4 separate regions of the Homo sapiens genome follow, and regions 1, 3 and 4 are each linked to region 2. A link is a contact called in ENCODE Hi-C data. All regions are on one chromosome and are shown on one strand. The core of a region is the stretch at or near the end of the contact, and the rest is flanking DNA. Distances in the headings are between cores, read along the strand shown.

Evidence for each region. A loop is a pair of places that touch in the nucleus more often than their neighbours do. Pooled maps may share reads with other maps.
Region 1: a loop to region 2 is called in a map of CD8-positive, alpha-beta T cell, with 11 times the contacts of the local background. The contact joins the promoter of CDK6-AS1 here to the promoter of BET1 in region 2. A Hi-C loop is called at or near these places in 4 of 168 maps with a recorded cell type or tissue (CD4-positive, alpha-beta T cell, CD8-positive, alpha-beta T cell and naive thymus-derived CD4-positive, alpha-beta T cell) and 7 of 50 pooled maps.
Region 3: a map of CD4-positive, alpha-beta T cell shows a loop between it and region 2 (6-fold over the local background). The contact joins the promoter of CYP51A1 here to the promoter of BET1 in region 2. A Hi-C loop is called at or near these places in 3 of 168 maps with a recorded cell type or tissue (CD4-positive, alpha-beta T cell, CD4-positive, alpha-beta memory T cell and naive thymus-derived CD4-positive, alpha-beta T cell) and 12 of 50 pooled maps.
Region 4: a pooled map shows a loop between it and region 2 (4-fold over the local background). The contact joins the enhancer-like site here to the promoter of BET1 in region 2. A Hi-C loop is called at or near these places in 4 of 50 pooled maps.

What each region holds. Positions count from the first base shown.
Region 1 is chr7:92,834,977-92,838,436 of GRCh38, forward strand. CDK6-AS1 (CDK6 antisense RNA 1) reads left to right here and starts at 1,507. Exons shown (of 2, transcript NR_110088.1): 1 at 1,507-1,587. It overlaps CDK6 (cyclin dependent kinase 6), which reads right to left and starts at 1,597. Exons shown (of 8, transcript NM_001145306.2): 1 at 1,502-1,597. RefSeq lists silencers at 180-429, 1,540-1,899 and an enhancer at 1,010-1,089.
Region 2 is chr7:94,003,028-94,006,614 of GRCh38, forward strand. It overlaps BET1 (Bet1 golgi vesicular membrane trafficking protein), which reads right to left and starts at 1,328. Exons shown (of 4, transcript NM_005868.6): 1 at 1,171-1,328. The coding sequence starts at 1,189. RefSeq lists enhancers at 538-1,144, 1,145-1,750, 1,205-1,254, 1,265-1,894.
Region 3 is chr7:92,133,177-92,137,172 of GRCh38, forward strand. It overlaps CYP51A1 (cytochrome P450 family 51 subfamily A member 1), which reads right to left and starts at 1,301. Exons shown (of 10, transcript NM_000786.4): 1 at 997-1,301. The coding sequence starts at 1,188. It overlaps CYP51A1-AS1 (CYP51A1 antisense RNA 1), which reads left to right and starts at 1,387. Exons shown (of 3, transcript NR_122110.1): 1 at 1,387-1,906. RefSeq lists enhancers at 636-1,462, 637-686, 847-896, 1,267-1,926, 1,463-2,289.
Region 4 is chr7:95,329,156-95,332,651 of GRCh38, forward strand. No RefSeq gene overlaps it. Among named protein-coding and RNA genes, the nearest start is that of PON1, 6.4 kb to the left of the region's middle. Within about 2 kb of position 1,681, at least 2 of the 41 ENCODE cell types and tissues checked have a DNase peak (open chromatin) inside an H3K27ac peak, as active enhancers do.

The DNA of each region.
Region 1 (3,460 bases), core at 257-2,756, 1.2 Mb before region 2:
TTTCACCACGACGGCCGCATGTCCGGAATTCCCGGGGCACCTCGGAATTACCTGCCTCGCAACCGCTGGCCCGCTCGCCTTTTGCCAGGAATTAAACAAACGGCGCGACCCCCACGATGAGCGGGTGGAGCGGACCGCGGCGAGAGCAGAGCTTCTGGCACTCACTACATTCAGAACTTTCCTTAAAAGCCGAGGAAAGAGCCCCCAGGGACTGCCCGGGGGTCTGAGCCAGGTCGAGGGCCACACAGGTAGCCGGGGAGCCGCCGCCGGCCGCCCAACCCGCCTGTCCTGCATCCCCCCAACCCCCTCCCGCTCGAGTCTAGCCCCGGGCTCCGCAGCGAAGGAAGCGTCGGGGACGTCCCACCCCCGCAGGGAACTGCGCCTGCTGCCCCCGCCGGGCCCCGCACTGCCCTGGCTCTCCCCCCACTCGCCCCCCAGACGGTCGGCTTCGGCGGAGAGAAACGGGAGCAGCAATGCCTTTTCCCCCCCTCTCCTCCACTTTTTTTTGTTGTTGTTGTTGCTTTCCCACGCTGGCTGAATGTGACTTGACCCCATTTCAAAAAAAGTTTGACATAGTGCTTCAACATTTCCGCATTCCTCCGCGACTACAAAGGCTGCAGCCGCCTCCTTCTGCTTTCTGTCTCTGCTCTCTGTCTTCACACTCAATGAAATCCTTCATGCGCCTCTCCCGAAGCCTGCCAAGCACCACAAGGGTCGCCACCAGCACAGCGACAAGAGGCCACACCGGGGACCGCGACTCCCGCGTGTGCGCACACGCAGATGCGCCCATATGCACACGGACGGGCGCGCTGCGGGGACCAGGGCTGCTCACTGCGGGGCGTGTGTTTAACTCCAATATTTTAAATTATAAAAGTAAACTTGGAAACTACAGCAAACGTGCGTCTTCGCGGGGCTCCAAGCCTGGGCACTGGCCGGCTGCGTGCACTTTTCTGTGTATAACACGCCCGCAGGAAGCCTGCGTTAACATTTATCTCGTGGAGGGGAAGGTGGAGCCCACACCCACACCTCAGCGAGCTGGAGAGGGAGTTTTCGAGGGGGAAATGCAAGCACATTCTCCAGCATGGAGTCCCTAGAGGCAGTGCATTTTAAACCCTAAATGTGAATTATTATGTGAGTGTCCGAGTAGAGTTCCAGTTCCGTTTGGAGAAACTGTATGAGGCGTGTTCCGTGTGGGTGTGTGTGCGTACGGATACGTGGAAGCAGGATCTCGGTGTCGCGGGTGTCCCTAGGCTGGGATCTCCCCCTCTCATCAGATAAGGAGAATCCTCTAGCTCCCCAAAACTGGCCCCCATAACCAATCCCGTCTCAGTTCGTAAGGGGTTAACCAAAGCCGATTCCAAGGAAACACAGGTCCCCCCCACCCCCCGCCACCCTCCACTTACCCCACCCACAGTTCTGCCTCGGACCCCGGCCAATCCCCCAGATCTCCCCCGGGACCCCCCACCCCGCAGCCCACCCACCCGAGCGCACAGCTCCTCACCTGAGGGGCCCAGTCGCGTCGGGCCTCCCGAGGGGGCTGCGAGTGTCAGTCGGCTCTCCGCACGTGTCCGCGGCCTCGCGGAGCAGGTAATCAGACTCTGGGGAAGGAGTTACCAGCACTCTCTCCGGCGAGGGGGTGGGCACAGCGGCGGAGGGCGGAGGGACGGCGGAGGGCGCCGCCCGCGCCGCTCGCTGGGGGCGGACGGGGGCCGCTGGGCTCCGGCCGGCGCTGGGGGCCCCAGCCGGGGAGGCAGCTGGGGCGACCGTGCGGGGTGGGGGCAGGGACCCGCGAAGCCAACTCTGCCGGAGACCCACCCCCCGGCGGGGCTGGGGGCTCGTGGCGCAGTGGCAAGAAAGTGTGCAAATTAAAGCCTTCCGGAGAGAAATGAGGCGGCCGAGTCCCGGCAGTGCTCCGAGCTCCGGGCTCCCTAGCTCCCTTCTACGAGTCGGGGGCTAGAAGGGCGCGGTGGGGGTGGGGGTGGGGGGGAGAGTTAAATGAAAATTTCCGGCTTTCGCTGAAACTGTAGTAGGGGGATCCTGCGACTAAAATAAGCGGCATTAGTGGGAGAGAGTGGGACGTGTCGTCGGGAGTCGGCGGAGTTTCCAAACCCAGGGTCGCCCAGAGTTGGGGTTTTGACAGGGTGAAGCGGGGGGCATCCTCACTGTGTGACGTGGACGGATGGGAAAAACACAAAACAACCAACAATAATTATGAGCGGCCAATGGGGGTGGTAAATACCAATACTTTCCAAGAAACTGAAAAATCAGACCAAAAAATAACTCTTCTCTTAAAAAAATAAAGAAAAAGTTTGGCAGGATGCCTTGCAGAAAAGAAAATACTAATCTATCCAAGCACTTTTCACTTTCAGCATGAGCTACATTTGTTTTGTTTTCCTTCGCTTCCTTTCTGCCTCACAAAGCCCTATCTTTTCCTTTTAGACAGAGGATATGGTTTGGAAATTGTCAGGCACTCTTATGGTTAACGATCTACTTGAAGGGGCTGGCGGGCTCACAATTATTAAGTGGTTAGTAACTGCTGAGGGTTCACTAACGTATTTCAGAGGAGCTAAAAAGACTAAAATTTAGTGTAAATAATAGAACTGCAGATAGTAGATACATACACAAAAAGAGGAGTGCTCAGTTTAAATGCATTATTGGAAATCTGAAATTTGAAACCTTGTAAGAATGTATACTTTACCTGCTGAGAAACCCTTGAATACAATTATTTCAGGTGAAAATTAGATTTTGGAGAAAAAAAAGTCTTTAAAACTTTCTACAATGGAGTAAAAGAAAACTTGAAATAGCTGTCTTTTTGGAAAGAATTTGGTGTTCTCCCCAAAATCTCTATCTGTAGAATACTTGAAACCCTTTAAAACATCTTAAAGCAAAACTTTTCACAAAATTATTTACTTAAGTGCTTTGTAGAAAAATTAAAACCTGGCAAAATTCTGTTTGAATTGGAAATACTACTTCTATAAATCTTTTGACTTTAAAACCATGTTACTAATCTCACAGTAAATCAAATTTTTGCCTTTATAAAACTGATTCTATGTTATAGTGTGAGGTAAGGCTAGGGAAATAAAAATTGATGCATTTTCAGTAGCACATATTTTGCAATGCATTATAATACTTTTTTCTTTAAAAATAAAAGTGAATAATTGTATGTCTTTAAGCTTAAGATAATTCATAAAATACATTTGTGTTAAGAGCATGTCTTCTAAAATAAGATCCAGTTTTCTGAACAAAATTTGTATTTATAAAGCTATCTATAATCTCATATACCTTATAAATTTAAGAAGGCAAATCATTAGATTTTATATTTACATAAAAATATTGGATCACTACAAGTCACTAATTAGACTTTAAGCCAGAGACACAAGTGGGAATCCTCCATTTTGATAATTGTTCACACTTATCATTTGCCTTTTAAAACAAGATTTACTTGCTGGTAATTAACATG
Region 2 (3,587 bases), core at 78-2,577:
AGACTGGAAGCTTTGGGGATCACAAACAGGGCAACAAACAACTGTATACCTAGAGCTTACTCAAGCACACAATAAATCTTTTTTGGTATTAAGGATGATGAACAAGAAAAACATTTAGACATATAAAGCTAAACTTGCTCAAAATTATTTCTTTTTTTTTTCTCTTCAATTTACCTGGCCCCATTTTCTATGATCTAAGTATTCATAAAAACTTCATTAAAAAAACAAAAAACTTTCTCATACTACAATTTATTGATCAATAAACAAGTCTACGGTTATTGGCAACTTTCACTGACTTTAAATATCTGACACTTTGGGGATTTTTTTTTTCTTTTTTCAATCTTATAATGACTGAGAAAGGTAATATCTTTTTTCAAATGTTTCATTTATTTTCTGAAGTATACTGCACTCTAATTTAGCGGGGTCTTCTTTAAAAAAAAAATCGTGTCCTAAGAGAAAGCTTCAGAACCAGAAAATGCCGTTCTAGTAGCTGTGCGTTACTATAAGGGTCCATTAAAATTCCTTGTGTCTAACTTATTCTTGCTGATGAGCCAGTTTCCTAACCCCAAAGGTAAAGATCAAATGTTAAGTCGCCAAACCTTAACCACGTTCTACTGCCTTAACCGTGGCACAAGGTTCAGATTAAGAAATCGCCTTTGACCCAGAAGTTCCAGTTCCAGGACCTTTAACAATAATGACACATACATTTACCTTTGTAACTCACTGTTACCAGATTAACGACCATTACTAGCGTGCTTTGGGTGCAACCACCCACTCTTCAAATTCCGCTTCTGAAGAAACTAAGATCCAGGGCCAGTAGGGAAACAGAAACCGGAGTCGGGCTTTGGAAAACATAGCAGCGTCCATAACCACGCTCAGTCAATAACACTAAAACACTCGACCACTGAGATGCCACCTGTACACACCCACCCCTAGTCCACTACTTTCTCTAGCCTACCATCCAAACTTGAATCTGACTCAAACTTAAGGAAATTCCAAAGATCTGGGACAAATGGTGTGTTTCCACTCGACATGGACCCCAAAGATCCCCTCTAGACATCCTGTTTTTTGGACCAAATGCCAGGAACATAAGACAGGTTCGATTTCCTCCCGCGCCCCAGCGCTCCCGGTTCTAGGGCCCCGAACTTCGAACCTCAGCCCTCTTCTTACCCAGGCCTGCACGCCTCATCCTGCCAGAGGAGAGAGAGAAAAGGCGGGTGCGGGGCTTTGGGTGAGTAGGAAACAGCTAGGGGCGACCCGGACCGCGTCTTCAGTACCAGGGCCCAGCGAAACACCAACTTCTTCCCCTAAAGCGCCACGACATCAGTGGAGTCTAAACACCGCGCCGGATGATGGCGTCACCACGGCGCTCATTGGAGCCCTGGGAAGAAGGTTGAAAGGCATTCTGGGAAATGTAGTTCACCAACGCATAACGTGTTGCTGAGGGCGTGATGTGAACCCGGTTCCAGGAGCGGACGGGGCGTCCGGAAAAGGGGGCGGCTTCGACTGCGGCTCTGATTCTGGGTCTCTGATCCAACGTTCCCGCTGTTCCGCTCGCAGCCCGCGGGTCGCTGCTTTCAGTTTGTTGACCACCAAGTTTAACCCAGCAGATCTGCTCCTCCCCACCCACAAGAGGATGGTTGGGGTATCTTTCCTGATTTAGCCTCGAACTCCCTCTCACCTCCAGAGACGATTCAGGGAAAGTTAGAGAAAACTTTGTCCAGGTTTCTCAGTTTACAAACAAGTAATCCGACACCCACAGAAGTAACCGATTTGTGCCTTGTAGTATCCAGTAAAGGAAAGAAAACCAGGTTCCTTTGAGTAGGACTCCTGCTCAGATGAGAGCAGACTAGGAAAGGCTGCGGGATCTGGTCAGAGGCACTGAATAGTTAGTTCCCTGTTACTGCATCTGTTGTACTTCTAGAAAGAACCAAGACTTTTAGTTGTTATGGGGACCAAAGGACCCCTAAACGCTCTCCCACTTTTTTTTTTTTAACTTACACAAAGCTTATTGAAATACTGCTTACACAAGGCAGTGTGCCAATTAGGGGTTTAAAACTTGTTGGCGAGTTGGAGGTGTTACTGGTATCGAGGTTAATCCTAGAATTTCATTTTATCTCAGAGGATTTATCGTGAGAATACGATGAAATCGTGGTTTTTGAAGGGAAAACAAAAAAACCTGATACACAGTAGGTGATCAAAATTCACTGGGTGTCTGCGGTTTTGTTGTTGCTGCTGTATATATGGCAGTGGAATCGTCTCCACACTAGAGATTTCCGAATATGTGATCTTTGATCATTTAGCGTTTCCTCATAGTTTCCCAGGACATTATTAACATTGACTATAATACTGGCATAAGTCTCTGCGTTAAGTTGCTTTTGTAAAAAACACATGAAAACAATTTTTAATAAGAGTTATTAACCTGGGAAGGAGGCTTTATCCAATAGTGTTTTGATAGAAAAAAATCATTAAAATAAAACCGCCATTTTCTAAAAGCAATGAAATTAAATAAGCATAATATCAGGGACAATTATTACAAATAAAAGATGGAGATTCAATAAAAGAAATGATAGCTAGGTATCCCTTTATAACTTAAAATCTGTGACAGTCCTTTGGTTAAAAAAATGCATGTTCTATAATTAAAACGTTTAAAAATTGCCTTACAGAAGGCTTGCTGATGGAAATGTAGAAATCGTTATTTTTGAAAATATGGTAATATTTACTAGAACTAATCATTTAGATTACATAAAATATACTGCTTCCTTTACATGGTAGGAAGACATAAGAATGAAATGTAGTTAAAAGGAAAACATATATAATGTACTAAGAATATAACTGAAGTAAGGCAAAGCTAGTTCATATTGAAGTTGTTACCTAAAAAATCCAATTATTGTTTTTAGCTAACGTTGCTAGTATCAAATTAGGATAATGTCATCTGAAAAAAATTTGCACTCAAAGGAAGAGGCAGGAAAAATGAACTCAATGTGCAGAAAAAGAATTATTAAATGTGACCATAGTTGACATTAGCGATCAGAGGGAATCATTTTCACTTTTCTCGTTGTGCTTTTTCCTTTTTAAATTAAAATCCTTAACTTTTCTTACTGATTGAAAGCAAATAAATTTCACAGAGATGAATAGCATTTAGAACCTCTTCTCTATTCTCACAGGATAGTCTCACAGAAAACATCTAATGTTTGTAGGTCTCTAGGAGATAAAGGACTAAAAATTACTTAAAATAATATTAAGTATTCCTTCTAGTAATTACAAAAGCAAGAATAAAAGCAGGAAATGTCTGAATCGAGGTGCAAAATTGGAACTTTTCTTTCTCCTATCTGTCTGCTTCCTGCCTGCCCATTTGTCCTACCTCTTCCTGACCAAATTTCAAGTCCAATCCAAGGGAAAAGAGCATACCAAGCTCTCAAAACTGGTTCAATAAACATTAACACATTTTTCAATCATGAAGCAAATTCAGTATCTCGGGTATCATATTTGAACTGTCACAAAATGTAAACTAGAAACAAAAAGCTCTTGATTTACAAACAAGCTATGGGACAAAGTTTGTTTCTAAGTTTGTTGTTTGGTATTTA
Region 3 (3,996 bases), core at 51-2,550, 1.9 Mb before region 2:
TGCTGACTGTAAAAGGCACAATCAAATAACATTTGGGAGATTGAAAGCTAGGTTAATAAGGCTGTTAAATTGAAGAAAATGATTTTTTTTTTTTTTGAGACGGAGTCTCATTCTGTCGCCCAGACTGGAGTCCAGTGGCGCAATCTCGGTTTACTGCAACCTCCGCCTCCTAGGTTCAAGTGATTCTCGGGCCTCAGCTTCCCAAGCAGCTGGGACTACAGGCGTGTGCCACCACATCCAGCTAATTTTTGTTTTGTTTTGTTGTATTTTAGTAGAGATGGGGTTTCTCCATGTTGTTCAGGCTGGTCTGGAACTCCTGACCTCAGGTGATCCGCCCGCTTCGGCCTCCCGAAGTGCTGGGATTACAGGCGTGAGCCACTGCTCCCGGCCGAGAAACTGTTACATTATTAGCATCAGAGGAAGGCCCTTACCACACTCCAGTCACTACCATTACCACACTCTACACATCCTCCTTAATATGGGTATAAACCACCATTAGGGGCACTGCTACAGCCCACAGAACACTGAACCACACAGGGCAGCCTCCAGGATGACGGGCCAGCTGCCAACAGCATCTCCGTCAGGACCCCCACCAAGGGCCCCAACGACCACCGGGTCGTTCAAACCCACAGCCGCCAATCCAGCCACCGCCACTAGGGGCACCACTGCTGCGGTCAGTACAGACCGCTACAACCACAAATGCCGCAACCACGACCCCGTCTAGGATCAGATACACAGCCGGGGAGGCCAGCACCGCCCCCCAACACAAGGCAATGGCGGGTGCTACAGCCAGCGCCACCAGCAGCAGTGCCGCCGCCGCAGCCACTACTCCAGCCCCCAGCGCGCCTGCCACCAAAGCCACGCCAAGCATGGCCGCAGTCGCCCCCGCCCTTGCCATCCACTGAGCCGGTCGGGGCCACGGAGCCGCCCACGCCAGCCCTTCGGCCGCCTCAGCTGCGGCGCGCGCCCCACTCAGACCCTAAAGAATGTACGTACCACCCCTGCGGGCAGCTGGACCAGGTGGCCGGCGGCCAGACGGATCAGGTAGACCAGGCTGAGGGTGAAGGCGCAGGCGATCAGCAGCATGGACAAGAGGTTGCCGCCTGTCACCTTCTCCATCGCCTGGCCCAGCACCGACCCACCCGCCTGCAGCAAGCCCAGCAGCAGCATCCCAGCCGCCGCCGCCATTCACTCCGTCGGAAACACTGAAGGCCGAGGTCGCCACCGCTCCTCCCAATCGACGGAACGAGAGAAGCTGGCAGATGGTCGTCCACAGGGGGCCTTGCCCCAGGTCTCCTACTAAACCCAGCCCCACCCCTCGGGTCCCACGCGCGCCACCCCGTGCGTCACAGAATGGGGCGGGATGTTCCGCTGGCCACGCCCCTTAAATAACACTCTGTGAAGCCGTGGTCTTCTTGCGCGGGATAGGGCACCTGAGGAAGCGGGCTGCGCCTGTGGCACAGTGGTACGGGGCCGGAAGATAACTTACCTGAAGAGGCGATCAATCCCTGAGAATCGCGGGCGACCCGTTTTTTGTGTGCCCGGGTGCGGGGTGCCGGGACACGGCGTTGAAGGCGCTGAGCGGAGGGATCTCAGGGCGAGCTCGAGCGGCGACGGCGCGCTCTGTGATTGCACCGCGAGCGCCTGAGGTGATCTCGGCCTACATCGCGTCAGCGGGGCCTTGGGCGTGAGCACCGCCCCCTGTCCGGACGCAGGGTACTGGGGCACCTCGAACTGTGGCACCTCACCCTTCTCCGGGGCCACGTCTTGGGGACTCCGACAGCCCCAAATAAGCCCTCGGGGACTGGGGTTGTGAAAAGCGAGGTCGTGAAGACGCCGGCCTCATACCGAAGGGTAGGACGGTGAGGTCAGCCCCGTCCCACTCCAACTAAAATCAACCTGACAGGTATTAATATGCCACCATGAAGTTAACAAATGTTGGTGATTAAGTATGCTAGGTTTTACGAAAACAGATTTTCCAAAATAAATGTACATGTTTTAGGACGTCGCGAGCCGTTTGAGGCAGCATTCCCCAAGGACGCCACTTAGTCTGTAGGTTTAGCGGCTAGAAAGATTCAGAAGCTGAGTTCAGTCCTGCCGCCACAATCAATCTTCGCTCCTATGGCTTCACAGAAGCGTCTCCCATGACTACCAAATTTAACTCCTTCCAGATCACCCACGGGAGCACCTGACCGGATTCATTTATTTAATCAATGTTAAGAACTAGGTTTTGTGCTAAGCTAGGGGATAGAGCAGCGAATGAGACAAAACTGCAAGGCCCTGGGGGAATTAGTAGGAATATCCAGTGAAAGGGAAATTAATGAATTTTATAAGTATACTAATCAAGAAGTATATTCTTTTCCTTTGAGGTAGAATGTAATATAGCACCTCCCCTACCCAAGGCCTGGGTTAAGAGTATATTAACTGCTTATTTCTCCCCTATGCGTGGAGAGGCTTATCTGTGTTCCATCGTTTCACATTCCTTGAGGCACAGCGAGTTCTTGCTTCCCTCCCTAGCGCTGCTGTAAAGTCACAAAACTGATTAGCAAGTGTTACAAAAGCATGTATTCCCAAGGACGTAAGACATATGGTGTAACAAATGTAAGAGTAATTTACTGCCTTTGTTCTTGCTTCTGCAAGTACACTTCATGCAACACGTAACTCCCAACACAAACTGCTTAAAAGGTGATTGATCCCTTTGTTCGGGGCTCAGACTTTCTGGACCCTAGTCCGACTGAGCCGGTGATCACCTTAATAATAAAGGCTCTCCTGAACTCTGCTCGGTCTCTCCCGTCTATGATTTGTCCCGCAACACCAGTTGCCTGCGGAACACCTCTACCTAGAGAGCTAACACTCATCCCCGGTCAGTAAATCCAAAACTAAACCCGTTGCCTCCTCCTACCAACCTGTCCCTCCTATAATGCCTGTGAAGAAAAGGCATCACTGTGCACACTGTTGCCCTCTCCATGCTTCATCTAATCAGTCATCAGATCCTATAATTCTACCACCTTAAAAGTTTCACCGTTTCTTCCGTCCAGTCGCGGTGGCTCACGCCTGTAATCCCTGCACTTTGGGAGGCCGAGGCGGGAGGATCACCTGAGGTCAAGAGTTCGAGACCAGCCTCACCAACATGATGAAACCTCGTCTCTACTAAAAATACAAAATATTAGCCGGACGTGGTGGCAGACGCCTTTAATCCCAGCTACTCGGGAGGCTGAGGCAGGAGAATCACTTGAACCTGGGAGGCAAAGGTTGCAGTGAGCCGAGATTGCGTCACTGTACTCCAGCCTGGGCAACAAGAGCAAAACTCTGTCTCAAAAAAAAAAAAAAAAAAAAGAAAGAAACTGTGATATATATAAATATATATTTATATATTTATATATGGAATGGAATGCTACGTGGTCACAAAAAGGAATGAATGAATGGCATTTTCAGCAACCTGGATGGGATTGAAGACTATTATTCTAAGTGAAGTAACTCAGGAATGGAAAACAAAACATCATATGTTCTCACTCCTAAGTGAGAGCTAAGCTATGAGGATGCAAAGGCATAAGAATGACACAATGGACTATGGGGACTCAGGGAAAGGGTGGAAGGGGGTGAGGGATAAAAGATTACAAATTGGGTTCAGTGTATACTACTCGGCGATGGTTGCACCAAAATCTCACAAATCACCACTAAAGAACTTACTCATGTAACCAAATACCACATTTCTTAAAACCCTATGGAAATAAAAAATTAAAAAAGAAAAAAGAACCCAACAGTCTTCTATTAAGCCAGGTGTAAAAGAGATTTACAAAAATCTAAAACTATGCCATTCTTCTCACTAATATTTTATTTTTGAAAATATAGCTATAGGCCGGGTGCGGTGGCTTACTCCTGTAATCCCACCACTTTGGGAGGCCCTGGTGGGTAGATCACAAGTTCAGGAGTTTGAGACCAGCCTGACCAACATGGTGAAACACCATCTCTACTAAAAATACAAAAATTAGCCAG
Region 4 (3,496 bases), core at 431-2,930, 1.3 Mb after region 2:
AAGCCTGAAATGTGTCAGCTTATAACAACAAACACTTATCACCTCTCACTTTCTGTGGGCCAGGAGTATGACTACAACTTACCTGGTGCCTCTGCCTCAGGGTCTTTCCCAAGGTCGTAGCCCAGGCATTGGCCAGGACTGTGATCTCATTTTAACAAGCCAGATGGAAGTCACCATCTCTTTGTAACCTAATTTTCAAAGTGACATATCATTTTTTCCATGTTGTATTCATTCTGTTCTCTCAAGGTGAAGGAATTACACGAGGGTATGAATACTAGTCCCCATTCTTAACATGATCAAATCCTACCTGCTCCTTCAGGCACCTGTTTGCAATTTATTTCTACTAGTTTTTCCTGATGTCTAAATCTTGGATACCATTCTCATATGTCTCATTGCACCATGCTGCTTCTTTATTATTCCTGCCACTCTGTATTGTTAATACTTTATCACGGTACTGTTTTTCTCACTAGACCAGAAGCCTGTATAAAAATGCCTTGCTTGTTGTTATAGCTCTAACGCCTGGTACAGCACCTAACAAAATCTAGGTGCTCAATAAATATTGTTGAATACATGAATGAATGAATGAATGTTTAAAAGTTATTACAGAATCCTCTGGAATACTTTAATGTTCCATATTTTATTTACTGTAATGCCATCAGTGTTAAATACATAACTATCTATTATTCTTTTATTTTATGTACTACTAAAAAAGAAAAACTATAATTAATCTACAACACAATTCTAAGAAACTATTAATTATACAATAATTTCCTATTTCACACATGTTAAAATGTGCAGACAAGAGTATGAGTCCATGCTATGTGAAGATTTTAAATGTTATGAGAAGTTATGAAGGTGTTTTAAACTTAGAATTTTTTTATCACCAGAAATGTATAACCAAACATTTAAAAAGCAAACTTCTTTAAAAACTCAGATCTCACCTTGACTATTAGAATCCCTTTCCTTTCCTCCCTTGATCCTCATGTGCTAAGTATTTATTTGCACATGTTCAAATACTTCTTCCTAAATATATTTGGTAACAATCACATCAACCCATTCTTTTATTTTCCCACAAAAAGCCTAATTCACGGAGTAGTCAGTAAAAACTGTCAATGAATTGGTAGAAAGCCAGAGCCAAGTTTGCCAAGCTTAATTTTGTAGAAGTGCAAAAGGATTGATTGGGTAACTATACCACTTGGTGTTGTTCATCTGCAGAGGATGCTGAGCCCTGTTGGCAGTTGTTGCAATGTTCTCAAGTTTCTGAAAGTGTGAAATTCCAATGTTCTAAGAATGCCAATAATACCATTCTGCATGAGGCAGCTATAGTAAAGCTGGAAGAAAAAAAAACCCAAAAACCCTGGGCTTTAAATACTAAATTCATGGTCACTTCCTGAAAATTCTATAGTAGCAGAAATAACATCTGTAAAATGGAGATAATTCCTGTGGGTTTGCTGTATTAAATTTTTAAAAACCTGTGAAAGCACTATGCAGATATAAAGCAATGGCAGTGCAAAGTACAAGGTACTATCCAAGTCTGGAAGTTAGTTTACAAAATGCTTTTACCTTACATTCTCTCACAAGACCCTGGACAAGGAGATAGGATCAATACGATTATCCCCATTCATACAAAGTCATCCAATTAGGAAGTGTAGGAGCCCTAAGTTTGTATGTCTAGATATGGGCAAACCAAAACTGACGTGCACCTAAAAACAGAAACTGAAAGTACGAAAAGGGAAAGCTAACAGAACTATGTCACTTCACTTCAATTGTCTAAGCACACATCTCAAAAAGCTTAAAAATCCAAAGAAAGGAGAAGGATGGAAATGAAGATAAAATCAGCAATCAATGAAATAAAAAACAAACTTGAAGAGAGACTATCCATTGTATGAAGTGTCATTCAGTTATAAAAAAAGAATAAAGTCCTAATACATGCCACAACATAGATGCACCTTGAAATCATTATGCTAAGTGAAAGAAGCCAAACACAAAAGGCAGCATATTATAGGATTCCATTTACATGAAATAGCCAGAAAAGGCAAATCCATAAAGACAGAAAGCAGATTAGTAGTTGTCAGGAACTGCAGGGGAGAGGAGGATGGGGAATAACTACTTAATGCACATAGGTTTCCTTCTGAGATGGTGAAAAATATTCTGGCGCAAGATCATGGTGATGGTTGAACAATATTGTGAACATACTTAATGCCATTGAATTGTATGTCATTGAATGGTTAAATGATGAATTTTATACTATGTGAAATTTACTACAATAAAAACTTAGGACAAAACATTCAAAAGTTGATTATTGAAAAGACTAATGAAAGATATAAAACTGTGGTAAGACTGACAGAAAGAAAATGAGAAAGAAAACAAATTCTAAATGTGAGAAATAAAGAGGATATTACCGCAGATCCTAAATATGTAACAAAAGGATATTATGAACTACTTTATTCCACTAAATCTGCAAATTTAAATGAAAAGAATGAATTGCTAAATTTATCAAAGCATACACAAGCAGAAACATTTAATTGTAATATTTCTATATTCTTTAAATAAATGTAATCTATACTTTAAAATCCCCCTTAAAGAAATCTTTAGTCCCAGGTAGCTTCATAAGTGAATTATTCCAAACACTTAAGGAAGAAAAAATGCTAAATTTTACACTAACTTTTGGAGAATAAAAAAAGAAGAAATAACTCTCAAGTCTTTCACCAGGTGAATATAACCTTGATACTAAAACCTGACAATTAATTACAAAAAAGGGAAATTAAAATTACAGGCCAATCTTTATTATGAACATGGACATTAATATCTTAAAATATTAGTCAAGTAAGTCCACAATTATAAAAACATAATAATATCATAATCAAGTAAGGTTTATACACCATATGGGAGTTTGGCTTGAAGTTTTAAATCAACATATAATTAACAGAATAAAGGGGAAAAATGATGATCTCAATAGATGCAGAAAAAGTATTTTAAAAATCCAACACTCATTTACAATTAAAAACATTTTTAGTAAACTAGAAAGAGAATGCAAATTTCTTAATCAGGTGAAGAATATTTTGCCAAAGAGAAAAAGTTACAGCAATTTTCACACTCGATGAGAATTTGAAAGCTTTCCCTGGTGATTGAGAAAGGAACAAAGACATTTGTGATTATCCCTTATGCCCAATATTAAACTAAAGGTAAGAAAAAGAAAGAGGAGATGTCAAGGCTGGAAAAGAAGATCTAGAACACTCATTATTTACAGACAATGTGCTTGGTATGTAGATGATACGAAAGACTCTACAGATAAACTTTAAAATAAAAACATAAATTTACTAAGGTAGCTAGCTATAGAGTCAGTATACAGAATCATTTGTTCTTGTGTAGTAACAAACAATTAGAAAATGAAATTTTAAGAAGATACTATCTACAAGAGCATCAGAACTGCTAAACTCTTAGGATGTAACAGAAGATGTTCAAAATCTCTACACGAAAATCTACAACTTCACTA